Regions from separate parts of the Mus musculus genome. Here region 2 is linked to region 1. The links are chromatin loops, found by intact Hi-C in ENCODE. Cell type or tissue: left cerebral cortex. All regions are shown on one strand. Links, peaks and the distances in the headings refer to the core of each region. The heading gives the core; the rest is flanking DNA.

Evidence for each region. Hi-C counts contacts between places; a loop is a spot of excess contacts. Peaks named below come from ENCODE experiments on the same cell type or tissue, not always from the same donor. Only the 100,000 strongest peaks of a DNase experiment are listed, where the experiment ranks them.
Region 2: a loop joins it to region 1, with 2.5 times the contacts of the local background. A loop is called at or near these places in 2 of 42 quality-filtered maps.

Annotation. Positions count from the first base shown.
Region 1 is chr9:9,096,573-9,104,463 of GRCm38, forward strand. The region is part of intron 4 of Arhgap42 (Rho GTPase activating protein 42); the gene reads right to left. Among named protein-coding and RNA genes, the nearest start is that of Gm16833, 140 kb to the right of the region's middle. In left cerebral cortex, for the core only: no CTCF peak of the experiment used is centred there; DNase peaks (open chromatin) are centred at 4,614, 5,464 and 5,734; H3K27ac peaks cover 1,490 bases.
Region 2 is chr9:8,918,643-8,923,642 of GRCm38, forward strand. It overlaps Pgr (progesterone receptor), which reads left to right. Exons shown (of 8, transcript NM_008829.2): 3 at 3,957-4,073. Among named protein-coding and RNA genes, the nearest start is that of Pgr, 21 kb to the left of the region's middle. In left cerebral cortex, for the core only: no CTCF peak of the experiment used is centred there; a DNase peak (open chromatin) is centred at 2,400.

The DNA of each region.
Region 1 (7,891 bases), core at 1,626-6,625:
AGCTTTTAGCATGGAGGATACCTCACACCACATCCATGGGGCACACATCTGTAAGCTCCCCACCCAGAAGATGGAACTAGGAAGAGAAAAAATTTCAAGTCATCCCTGACTACACAGGTAGTCAGAGGTCAGGCAGGGCTACTGGCCTTCTCAAAAACAAATAAACATCAAAAACAAACAAAAAGTTTAAGAGCTTCCATACAAAGTTGTCAGCAAACAAGACAAATAGATGCAAGAGATGCTTTTGCTACTAGCAACTGTAAGCAGACTCTGGTAAGTCAGTAAAAAGGGTATAAAGAACTTCGGGTACTAGGCAGATACAGGCTATTTGTTAACTAATGATGCCCTATTGGACAGTAAAACCATGCCAGGAAGTTTGGTAAGGTAGAACTGGTTGAAATCTGGGGACTCCATGGGCACACACCTGAGGCTTAGGTAACTCCCTACTCCCTGCCAGATTCCTGACTTGGAACACATGCCATTCTCCTCACATAAAAGAAACATGTCCTGTAATCCCATAGGCCCAAAACAGAGTTCTCCATGCTAATGAGGCACCTAGAGGTCCAGAGGGCTTAGTCAATAAGTTTCCCTTTCTAGACATTCCTCTCTGCAAAAGATCTACCTTGACAATGGGTATGGTATGGTATTGGTATGGTATGGTATGGTATGGTTTGCTATGGTATGCATCTATTTTCTGCCATGAAAAACAATAAACTGGTTAGAACCATGGACTGCCTTTTTCATCATGATCTGCCATGGGGAGCCATGGAGAAGGTATTTGACTACAGGGTCCCAGCTTAATTCTCAGGTATAGGCCTCTCTGCACTCCAAGCCACAGCCACCACTAAGCAAGCTTCCACTAAGCTAAGGACAGCCACCATGGGACAAGCCAGAGCTCCCTTTTCCTCCAACCCCATGCCCAGGGTCCCCATCGGCCCCTGACTCTGTTCTCAGCTCTTCTGTGATGAGTGCCTGGATGTCCAAGAACCCCATAGCTGTGGCCTCACCTGGGGACCCTTTGAATCAGCTCTGCCTTTCCCACATCTCAGACTGTGTTTACCCAACGGTGGGGCAGAGCCTCAGTGCTTCCCTACAGGACGGCACCTGCTTGGCTCCTGAGGTGGCATAGGATAAACACAGTCAAACTCCCTGTGTTCTGCTTCCCCAAGAGGCCATGCCCAGCAGTAGAGTGGACACACACCCACAATTCCACTGTTTGGACCTTGTAGTTTATAGCTAATATTTTTCTTTTAAATGATCCATAAAGCATAGACTTTAAATAAAGGATGGCAAAGAAGTCTGATGGATGTCTTCTTTTGACTATCACTGACCTGTCTTCAAGAGGGAAAATTAGTACAAAGCACCCTGGTAAATCCTCCTTTCATAGTCAATACTATGTTGTCCCCAAAGATTGCTTAGATAGGGGAAATGGCACAGATGCAAATCCAAACCACGGGATTCTAAAAGGGGGAGATTTCACAATAACTAAACATTTACCAAGTTAAGCAATCAGCGATGCTCACCGTTTGAGGTAGCTGTGAGGTGGTCGCTTAGAAAAAGTCTGTAAAGAAAGATATTACTCCAGATTCCTCACACAGGATTCACCAACTCCTCAGGGAATGTCTCTTTCATACACACATATTTTTAAAGAACTTTTTTCCTTATACGATGTCTTGGTTTTAATTCAATAAATCAAGAAATCAAAGATTGAAAAGTTGACTTGGGCTGGGGAGATGGCTCTGTGGTTAAGAGCACTGACTGCTCTTTAAAAGGTCCTGAGTTCAAATCCCAGCAACCACATGGTGGCTCACAACCATCTGTAATGAGATCTGACGCCCTCTTCTGGTACATCTGAAGACAGCTAAAGTGTACTTAGATATAATAATAAATAAAATTTTAGGCCGACAGAAGCGAGTAGAGATTCTGAATTCAAATTCCCAGCAACCACATGATGGCTCAAAACCATCAGTACAGCTACAGTCTACTTATATACATAAAATAAATAAATAAATAAATAAATAAATAAATAAATAAATAACTTTTTTTAAAAAAGTAATGACTTATAACATACATTTCATAATACATAAGACCCTGTCACATCACCAGTGTCATATGGTTTCATCAAAATCCTTCAAGATCTGGGCTGAAGAGATAGCTCAGGGGTTAAGAGCACTTGCTGACATTCATGCTGAGGACCACAGTTCTCTTCTAGCCCCCAGAACCTTATTACCCCAGCTCCTGAGGCACCCTTTGCTCTCTTCTGGCCTCTGGAGGTACTGTTCTCATGTGCGCATTCTCAGAAACACACAAACATGTCATTTAAAAAACAAAATCTTTTAAAAAAATTGCTATTATATTTACTTATCCAAGGTTACACAATTTCAAGTCGTAAAGATGTTACTCTTAGGACTTAAAGGGTCCACATATGTATGACCGGTGCACGTGCTGGAAAGGGTACGGAATTCATCTTGTCCTATTGCCTCTAACTTAGCCCACTGGGAACAACTTGGCTACAGTGAATTAGATGAGGGTGTCAAGGTGGCCCCAAAGCACTTTAGTTGTTGTGGGAACTTTAAAAGGTTTCACATTTTGTAGCTTGAGCTCCATGTACATTTATAACTTTGCTGTGGCTATAGTCCTTTCAGACTAATTTAAAGAATTTCATTATTAACCTTTGTAGTTGCAATAAAAACTATAAAATCCCAATCTGAACTTAACTTGGCAATTATAGACCTCTATGATCTTTTTGTTATTTTTTAATTGACCAAAGCAATTATATATGCTAGCCAACAACAAAACATGTTAAAACAAATTTAGGGGAAAAGTTTATGATATAAAAAAAGGTTTAGAAACCAATTTCAAGTTTATATAGATACAAAATAATGCAACCACTTGATGAAAGCTAAGTGAAAGGCTTTCTAAATGGAAGGAAAAGAAACTGCCTGTAGCTATCCCAGCCACATGGTGAGCCTGACTTAACAGACTCTATGAACACTGAGATTGGAATACACCACGGGTTCAGGAAACAGTGGGCCCCACAGATTGAGTTTAGGTTGTAAGTCTTGACGGCAAGTGGCTTTACCACCAAGCTATCTCACTAGCCCATCTTGGCTGAGCCATCTTACCAACTCCTCTTTGCCTATTTTAAAAAGCAGTATGGCAAATCCTTATAAATAACCTAAGAAAGTGGTCAATATAAAAAAAAAAATTCCATAAGATTCCATAGAAGATTAAGCTGTGACCAACACAATTTGCTCTGTATACATATGAACTGCTTTTATAAAATCTACCCAATGGTTCAACATTAGACTTACTGTGCTCAGTTCTAAGATGTCAAGGGAAAGTGACCGCTAGGCTATGTCCTTCTCTCAAGCATGTGTCATGGGAGGAACAGAGGAACCAAAGCTTTGGAGTCTAAGAAAATTTGCAATCCCAGAATTTTATAAGCACTCCCTTGTCTGCCTGTGGCACAACTGGACCATCTTTGGGTGCTGCCAAAGCAGCCTTAGACCAACTGGCAGTTGAACGAATGAACAAATTCAATCATTCTAAGTATAGCCGGTCATGTTTCTAGACAAATAACCAGGAAGCAAGGGAAATGGGTTGGCTTCAACTCAGCAAGACCATTAACCCAAAATACTGAAGCATTTTCAGAATGGCCAAAACATAGAGACTAATTGTCTATAGGGTCCTAAGCCACACATGGGACATCTATATTATATGCTGTCCCCCAAGATTCATGGACCTTCTCAGAAGGAGATATAGAAGAGTCAGAAGTTACAAAGGACTGGAGAAAAGCAAAATCTTAAGTTCTGGATGGGACTACAGCATCTGTAGTTGTCTGAACAAAACTGAGCCAATCAATTTTCCAGGTTTGGGAAGCTTGTTAGTCTACTGATAGTGGAGAAGCTGCTCACATTAGGTGGCTGCTGGGGGAAGTTTTCCTAAGGGTGTAGCCTCTGGATAGCAAGTTTCAGTAGACCTTACATGAGGAATATATGGGTAGCACAAATTGGACTCATTGGATCATGGAATAACTAACTAATTTTTCAAAAGTAAATACAAACTAGGGAAGAGTAGGGACAGCTGGTTCTGTGATGAATTAGAGGGACAGAGTAAACACGATCAAAACTGATCATAAATATGCATGAAATTCTGAAAACTCAATAAAAGATCGTATTAAAAACCCTCTTTCCAGGTTTCCATGACCACCCAGGCCCTGATTTTCTACACTGTTTTTGCTTGTTTGTGTGTTTGAGACATGAACTTGATGTATAACAGACAAAGTTTTGATCACTCTCTCCTATATTCTGGTATCGCATGCTTCAGCCACCACACAGAGCATCCCTCAGTGTTTTTGCAGTCTTAGAATTGCTTTTTGCAGTCTGTCCACCCTGGAGACTGAGGCAGAATTCTGACAGTTTTTTGAGAGCCCATCCTCAAAACACAAACAGAAAATATTTCACATTTCTCCTGAATCTCAAAGTTGCTCTGAGTCACTGTTGGTTCTCTGGGGGAGAACACCGACAGAGATTTTGGAAACATTTTGAAATAGGAGCCATAAATTTCACTATGGAAAAGTCACACTGGAATGCATAAATTGGGAGGGAAGTGTACAGAGAGAGGACCTGACAAAACTCTGCAAAGTTCTAGAGCTCAGCCTGGGTGATGTCATCGTTGGTGACGTCATCAGCAAGATTCCCCTCTGGCTCCCACCAAACATTTTTGTGCCAACTTGCTAGCTAACAGTAAATGGATCATTTCAGCATTTTTTATTCATTAGTTTTATAGACTTGCTTGTGAAGATGAATTCCTAGGTTGTACTAAAGAAGGCCCTCAGAAAATAAACGTGACAGATTAAAAGGGGAAGAAAATGTTACATTGATTCAGTTTTGAGGTATTCTGAAGGACCATTATAGCTTATGCTAAAACAAAGGCAAACCAACTAGCCTTGACAGATTGTTCAAAAGCTTAAGGATCCATTTTAAAATGCCAGGAGTGATGGTACGTGCATGTAATTCCGGAGCTGACGAGGCGGAGAAAAGAAGATCCCTAGGGCTCACTGGTCAGGCAGCCTGAACCGCCCCAGACTGCTTTCTCAAAGAAACCAAGGCAGATGCTTCTGAAGTGCACACAGTCTTCTAATTGTGCCCGTGGTGACTAGTTTTAATGAACAGCTTGACTGGGTTACGAAACCGCGAAGGCATTTGTAAATCACTCTTTTGCATCTGGAAGGACGTTTTCCAGAAAGGGTTAGCTGAAGCAGGAAGACCTGTCCTGGATGTGGGTAGCAACATCCTGTGGGCTGCCATCTTAGAGTGAATGAAAGAGGAAAAGGGAGGAAATGTTCAGGGCACCCACATTTCCCCACTTCCTGCTTCCTAGAGAAGTGAGCAAGCAGCCTCATGGGCCATCTGTGACAGCCAACCACCAGCCATGCTATCATCGCACCTTCCCAGCTACAGCCTACACCCTCAAACAATGAGCCAAAGAAACCCTTCCCCACTGAAGTGGGCTCTTGTCGGGTATCTGGTCACAACAAAAAGAAAAGAAACAAACAGATTGCCTCCTTTAGGTGTTAATTATATTGCAACTGAGTTATAAGGAAGAGCTCCAGGTACAAACTGTTCAATTTCAAGCATTAAACATTTGAGTGTCGTCTAGACAAAATAAACCACCCTAGATAGTGTCCTCTAAAATTATACTGCATTCTGACAACTACGCCTACTTCTGCAGTTGTCTAGGTCCCACACACAGAGCCACAAAGCACATCATTACTTTCTGCAACCCCAAGTACTAAAACTGTCTCTTCACTTGTCTATGAGGTTCCAGCTGACTGGTATAATCTTTTCCTGGCATGTCCAAGGTCTGTTTTCAGTCACCAACATTGTACAAGGGAAAAGATAGTTAATATCCATTCATCTCCCAAATCAAGTATCAAAGGCTACTAACCTTCAGAATTTTAATATTAATGAGGAAGCAGACAGAAATTACACCAATACCAATATCTACACCATATGTCTCTGTACCAACTACTGGGCATTTCTAAATGAATACACCAACCGGAGCAGCTAAGTTGGACAATAAATGAAACCTTGTGACCTGGGCTACAGGCAGTGTATGGATGAGGCAAGTCTCCACTCAGAGCAAAGACCTCTGGATCCCAGGCTAAAACACAAGCTGGCCATTTGAATCCAAGTTTTGTTTTAGACTTCATGCCTCTTGCTTAATGACTTTCTCAGCTGAAAACCATGAGAGCAAGGGAAAAGAATCCTAAAAGATGAAGGAGACAGGAGAATACAGGGTAACATAACATGGAGGAGCTCAGATCAGGCGGGAAGTGAAACTGTTTGCACATCTCTGTCTGTCTGTGCATCTGTCTGTGTGTCTGTGTGCATGTGTGTATGTGTATATGTGTATCTGTGTCTGCCTATCTGTCAGTGTTTCTGTGTGTATCTGTCTGTCTGTGTCTCTCTGTGCCTCGTGTCTGTGTAGACAAGAGGAGAGAGAACAAGCAGAGGTTACCCTGGTGGATTAAAGGCCAACAGAATTGGTTAGGGTTGTAAGGCTAAATCAAGGATCTACATGTGGGGAAGGGCAACTAGACAGACAGAAAGACTACCATCTTCTGTTCCAGGAAGATGTCCACCGTCACAGGGATAAGCATCAACCAAAGCAGCAGAGACAAAAGTTCAATGAGTAAATGAATAACATACAGTAAGAGGGAACATGATTCTCTGTGTGATTGCTTTCCTAATGCAAGGCTGTGAGTATGTTCCCTAGAATCCATGTGACAAAGAGCTGGGTGCTGGTGGTGCCAGACAAGATGGATGGAAACAGCCAGAAGTTGTCCTATGCATGCAACTACTGGGCAGATAAGTCAAACCAGGGTGAGGCATTCTTTAACAGTTCAGTCACCTCCCTAGCCATGTTAGTACTTCCAAATTGAGCGATGAAGCTATGCACAAGGAAAGCCTCTCTCACCAGAGCAGATAATTCCACAAAAATGGGGGCTTGGACTCCATCATGCATACAAATTGACTATGGTGTGCATTAATTTTAGAGAAGCACTTAGTTTAAGATGGGACCAAAAATAGCTCTTCTGTATTGACAGAGATGACAATCATGTCCAGATCCACACTAGGATTTCAGAGGGAGACTGTTGTTGTTGCTGTTGTTGTTGTTGTTATGGTAGTGGTGGTTGTTGTTAATGTGGTATGGGGGGTGTCTGTCAGTCAGTCTGTCTGTCTGTCTGTCTGTGTAAACTAGAGTGCCGCACGCAAGAACCATCTCCCTTCATTTTTATTTTATATTACCACTTATAGACCCAGAGCTTGCCAAGGATAGTAGCCACTAGGGAAGCTCTGGGGTTCCCTCTCTCTGCCATCCCAGCTCTACAAGCACCCAGATTTTTGGTTATATGGATTCCAAGGAGCACACTCATGGCCTTGCACTAGCAAAGCAATCATTTTGCCAACCAACCCATAACATCAGCCCTGGGTCAGACCAAACCGGGAAGTTACAGAGTAGTTTCTGCCTCTGGATATTACGTGGAGAACAGATTGATGAGGCTGGGGACACAGGTGAGTCCTAATAGACACAAACCAAAAGGAAAAAGACATCTCTGTGCAAGAAGGGACTGAAGACCAAAGTCACGAGGAGGCTACGCGCAGGCTGCTTCCCATAACCTCGGGCCTTCACTGCCACCTTTACGTGTCAGTCATACAGACATACCTGGCAGAGCCCACATTCAAATTAACAATTACCTGTTTGCAAGCTGTGTTTTTACTCCTCTTTAAACTATCAAATCTTATTTCACATACTCAGGATATAGTCAAAAAGAGATGAAGAATTTAAAGAGAAGCCATTTTTATATCCCATGAAGCTTGAC
Region 2 (5,000 bases), core at 1-5,000, 180 kb before region 1:
ATGCAGTTGCTAATTCCCTTTGACTTAGAAGGTCTTATTTCCCTCTGGCTCTTATATTCTTTCTGCCTCCTCTTTCATGGGTTTCCTGAGCTCTGAGGGGAGGAATTTGATGGGGACATTTAAATCTGAGTGTCTCAAGGTCTCTGACTCTCTATGTAATATCTGGCTATGGGTCTCTGTATTTGTTTCTGTATGTTGCAGGAGGAGGCCTCTCTGGTGATAGATGAACTAGGCACTGAAAAAAAATACAGAGGAATATCATTAGGGGACATTTTATCTCTACATTATTTTTCCTTTTTTAGACCAGTATTATGTGGGATTTCCATAATCATTGGGCTGTCTAGTCTTAGGTTCTTGATCACACAATCAGTGCTACGTATGGCTACATCTGGTAGATTGGGCCCTAAATCAAATTAGTTATTGGTTAGTTACTTCCACAAGTTTTGTGTCACCATTGCCTCAACATATCAGGCAGTATACCCTTGTAGTAAAGGGGTTTGTGGTTGCCTTGGTGTTTATGTTACTTTTTTTATTGCACGCAGATTACTTTCCTGTACCAAAGGAGCATGGCATGAAGGCTCTATGTAGACACTAGCTCACTATCATGTTCAATATAGGTATTGTCTTCAGCAATGTGTCCTTGCTAACTGTGGAGAGCAACCCTATAGCACTGGCAACAGACTGTGTTGTTTGGGGATTCCCACTAGTCCCTTTGGCCAACAACTTAATTAGATGCAACCTAATCCCAGTACTGGGAGCTTGGCTGGGTGACAAGAGATGGCCAATGGGGATTCTGTCTCCCCCAATACTTGGAGATTTTATTTAGATTATCTTCATGCATGTATATATTTTAAGAAGTTTCTACTGCATTAGGTTGCCATACTACCCCTCAAATGCCCCTTAATTTTAGCTGTCTCTTCCCATAGTCTCTCCCACAACTCCCCATGGCCTCCAACTCCCCACTTTTGTGAAATGAGTGGGTCTCTGATTCCAGTGCCTTCTTTTCCATCTGTTGGTTTGACTTGTCCAACTGTGATGTGATAGTTTTTGTTTTATCTTACTATATTTTATTTTGTATTTTAAAAAAAATGAATGAATGAATGAATGAATGAATGAATGAATGAAAACCTAGCTACAAGAGTAAAAGTTGACAACTGAACTGCCATTTATACATGCTGGGAGAGGGAAAATCTGTTTTCTCTATTAGTGTGGACACTGGTTATATCAGTCACGCAAAGACAGTCCTTATGTTCAGGAGTAGTTGACTAACACACATGGATCCCATGTACTTCAGTGTGGTTTTCTTTTGTGACAGGTTTGTTTTTTCTTTTTCCTTTTCGTGTATGGTTTTATTTTGTTGTCTTAGTTGGGGGTTGTTGCTGTATAGGGGGTTTGAGAGAGAACTGAAATCTGAGTGTGTTGGCAGGAGCAGAGGCTTTGGAGGGACTTGAGGGCAGGGGAAATATGATCAGAGTATATTTAAATTTAAAAGTTGTTTTAAACAAGAAAAATATAATTTAAAAATCACCATGGCAAAAAAACGAAAAGGATGTTTGAGATATCTGCTATGATCTATGCTGATAGAATGAATGATTTTAAAATGACAAAGTAAATACATAGTCAACTGTGAAAAATAAAAGCCAGAAAGATACCCGAGAAATCCAAAGTTGTTATCTCACTTCCATGTGCATGTACCCACCCAACACCAATACACACATACACAGATGCACACATGTACACACACAGACAAACACACACATGCACACACACACATGCATCTGCACACACAAACACACACATACACAGACACTCATGCATGCACACATGCATGCACACATGCACTTACAGACATGCACACACATACACACACATATGCATACACATACACACAAATGCACACATGTGTATTCTTATATTGTACTCATGAATTATATTGTAATTCATGGTATAGTATTATAAAAGGCAGTGGGTTATATATAAAATGGTATATAATAAAAATGCTTGGAGAGGAAAAAATAACCATCTTAATTTACTATGCCTAACAATACATTCAATTGTATAGGTCACACCCCTGTGTATAACTATATTCGGATGGCCATATGGGAACAATAAGCATTAAGATGCATATATTTATCCAACAAATGTTTATCAACATTTTATTAGATAAATGTGTTAAAGCATTAAAATTCAGCTTCCACCATGAAAAATAGGCATGCAATTGTATGAACAAGCATTTGGCCTATAGAAAAACACCAAAGGTTTTCTGGGATCATTCAGGTTAGACTATATGGAAAAGGATAAGCAGATCCTTAAAGGATGAGTCAGAGGAGGGAAGGGAGTCAAGAAGTGTGGGAGACACTTGTAAGATAGGGATAGTTAGCATGCTAGACTCTGAAGAACACAAAAAGATATACATAATTTAAATGAAAAGGGGGGGCTGAGGTAGCATAAGGACCCAGCCATGTATGATGGTGTGAGCCTTTAATCACAGTGCTGGAGAGGCAGAGACAAATGGCTCCAGGAGCTTACTAGACCAGCCAACCTAGTATATTAGGTGAGCACCAGGACTCAGAGGGAGATCTTTTGTAAGACACTAAAGGTTGACTTATAGCCTTCAACTGCACCCACTGATACACACACATACACACACACACACACACACACACACACACACACACACACACACAAATAAATACAAAGGAAAAACATAATATAATGTAATAGTTGCTATTTCTTCCCTTCTTTTCCCATTCTGAAATAGATGATAAATTTCCCCAGGAGAAATATCATGTTGTGTCATACAATTCAGGAAATTCTTCCTCAAGTTTCAACATAGACAGGTGCTGTAAACATTAATTGGGAGCTAGACAGCATCTCCTATTGGGGTTATCATTATGACATGCATGTGGTTAACTCCTGTTGGAGAATTGTGCGGGTAGATAGCTAAATAGTTTAATAGATTGCCTTGTTATAGACATGCAGAATAACCATGTAATATTGGACCAAGGCAAAGTTATGTTGTACAAGAAACAAGCAAATAGATGTAGCAAATGCTACATCTTAAAACCTGCATATAAGCTGGGAAAGATTGTTATTAGAAAAGTGGAGGCAACAGATGTTTTACTGGACTGTCATCCCCAAAGTTTAAGACTGTATAGATTTCCATACTAACACTGGAACAAATCCAGTCCATTTGTTCTTGACTTTTTAAAACCTAAACATGCACCCAGGTACCTAAAGAAATGATACCTGTAATGAAGTCCCTTACATTCTTAATGCCTGGAAGTTCTGGGCAGTTATTGAGCTACAGAGGCAGTGTCTGGGCTCCATGCTACATTCATAGGCAACTCTTGTTGGGACTGCGTGAGTGCCATGTTCCTTTAGCCAAACAGACTACATGGAGACTAACCTGTAACTGTACCTTAGGGGATGGTGTTTCTGCTTCCAAGTTCTGATGGCCCAGCACTTAGTTGCAAAGATACTCATCATTAGAATGAACTGAGCTTCCAGGCCCTATGGATCCACTAATACCATTTGTGCATCCAGTCCAGTCTTCTGTAGTTGCCATTAGAGTGGCACATTAGAGGAAATGTGGGTTATGTCAACCCATTAAGATTGTAACTTCATGTCAGTGTGCTCAACTATCAGAATGCCCCTTGCCACTTAAAATTAAATGCTGGACTACCCAGCTCTTTACCTGCCATGACATAAAAATTGTATTCAGTTTAATAGTCATGGCTTCCTTATTTAGATGTAAACTTCTGTTTAAATGTTTTTAGCACTCACTATTATCTCATTCAGACCCTGAACTCAAAGGTGAGGTCTCTCTCATTTGCAGCATACAGTGGTGGCCAGCAAAAGGCAGGCTATAAGGACCATGAGCCTGATGCTCTGTGTAGACCTTTTGACTCTGAGTCTTTATAACTTGTGAATAACTTGTACTTTTTCATTTTTAGGGCAGCATAACTATTTATGTGCTGGAAGAAATGACTGCATTGTTGATAAAATTCGCAGAAAAAACTGCCCAGCATGTCGTCTGAGAAAGTGTTGTCAGGCTGGCATGGTCCTTGGAGGTAATGTTGATGTTTTCATCAATAGTATAGTGTGGCTTGCACTTTACTATAACACTGAGTCAGAAGGATCTCAATATTTTTATTTATTTATTGATTTATTGATTGATTGATTGATTGATTTATTCACTTTGCATCTTAATCACAGCATCTCTCCCCTCCTTCCTCCCAGACTCACCCTTACAAATCCATCTCACATTACCCCCATCCCTTTTCCTCAGAGAAGGGGCAGTCCTCCTTGGGTACCACCCTGTCCTGGGACATCCAATCTTAGCAAGACTAAGCACATCCTCTCCCATTGAGGTCCAACCAGATATTAGGGGAAGGGAATACAATGGCAGAGTCAGAGACAGCCCCTTCTCTGCTTCAATTCTTAGGGGGCCGACATAAAGCCCAAGCTGCACATCTGCTGCAAATGAGTAGGGAGCTTAAGTCTAGCCACTACATGCTCTTTGGTTGCTATTTCAGTCTCTGTGAGCCAATATGGGCCCAGGTTAGTTGACTCTGTAGGTCTTCTTGTGGTGTCCTTGACCTCCATGGCTCCCTCAATCCTACCCCCCTACTCTTCAATAAGACTTCAAAGTTCTACATGGTGTTTTGGTTATGGTATATGGGTTTATTTCTGGAAAGCAGCTGTGCATCTGTTTTGATCAGCCACTGGATAAAGCCTCTCAAGGGATAGGTATGTTAGGTTCCTGACTGCAGGCATAGCAGAGTATCATTAAGTGTCAGGGGTTGGCTCTTGCTAGTCTCAGACATGTTCCCCACCAATTTTTGTTCTCACACCCAGCCCTCTCCCATCCTCTCCCCACACCTGATTCCCATCCTTGTTCTCCTCCTTACCTCCTCCCTCATCCTGGTCCCTTCCTTCACCCACCTCTGATGTCTATTTTATTTTCCCTTCTGAGTGGGATTCACACATCCTCCCTT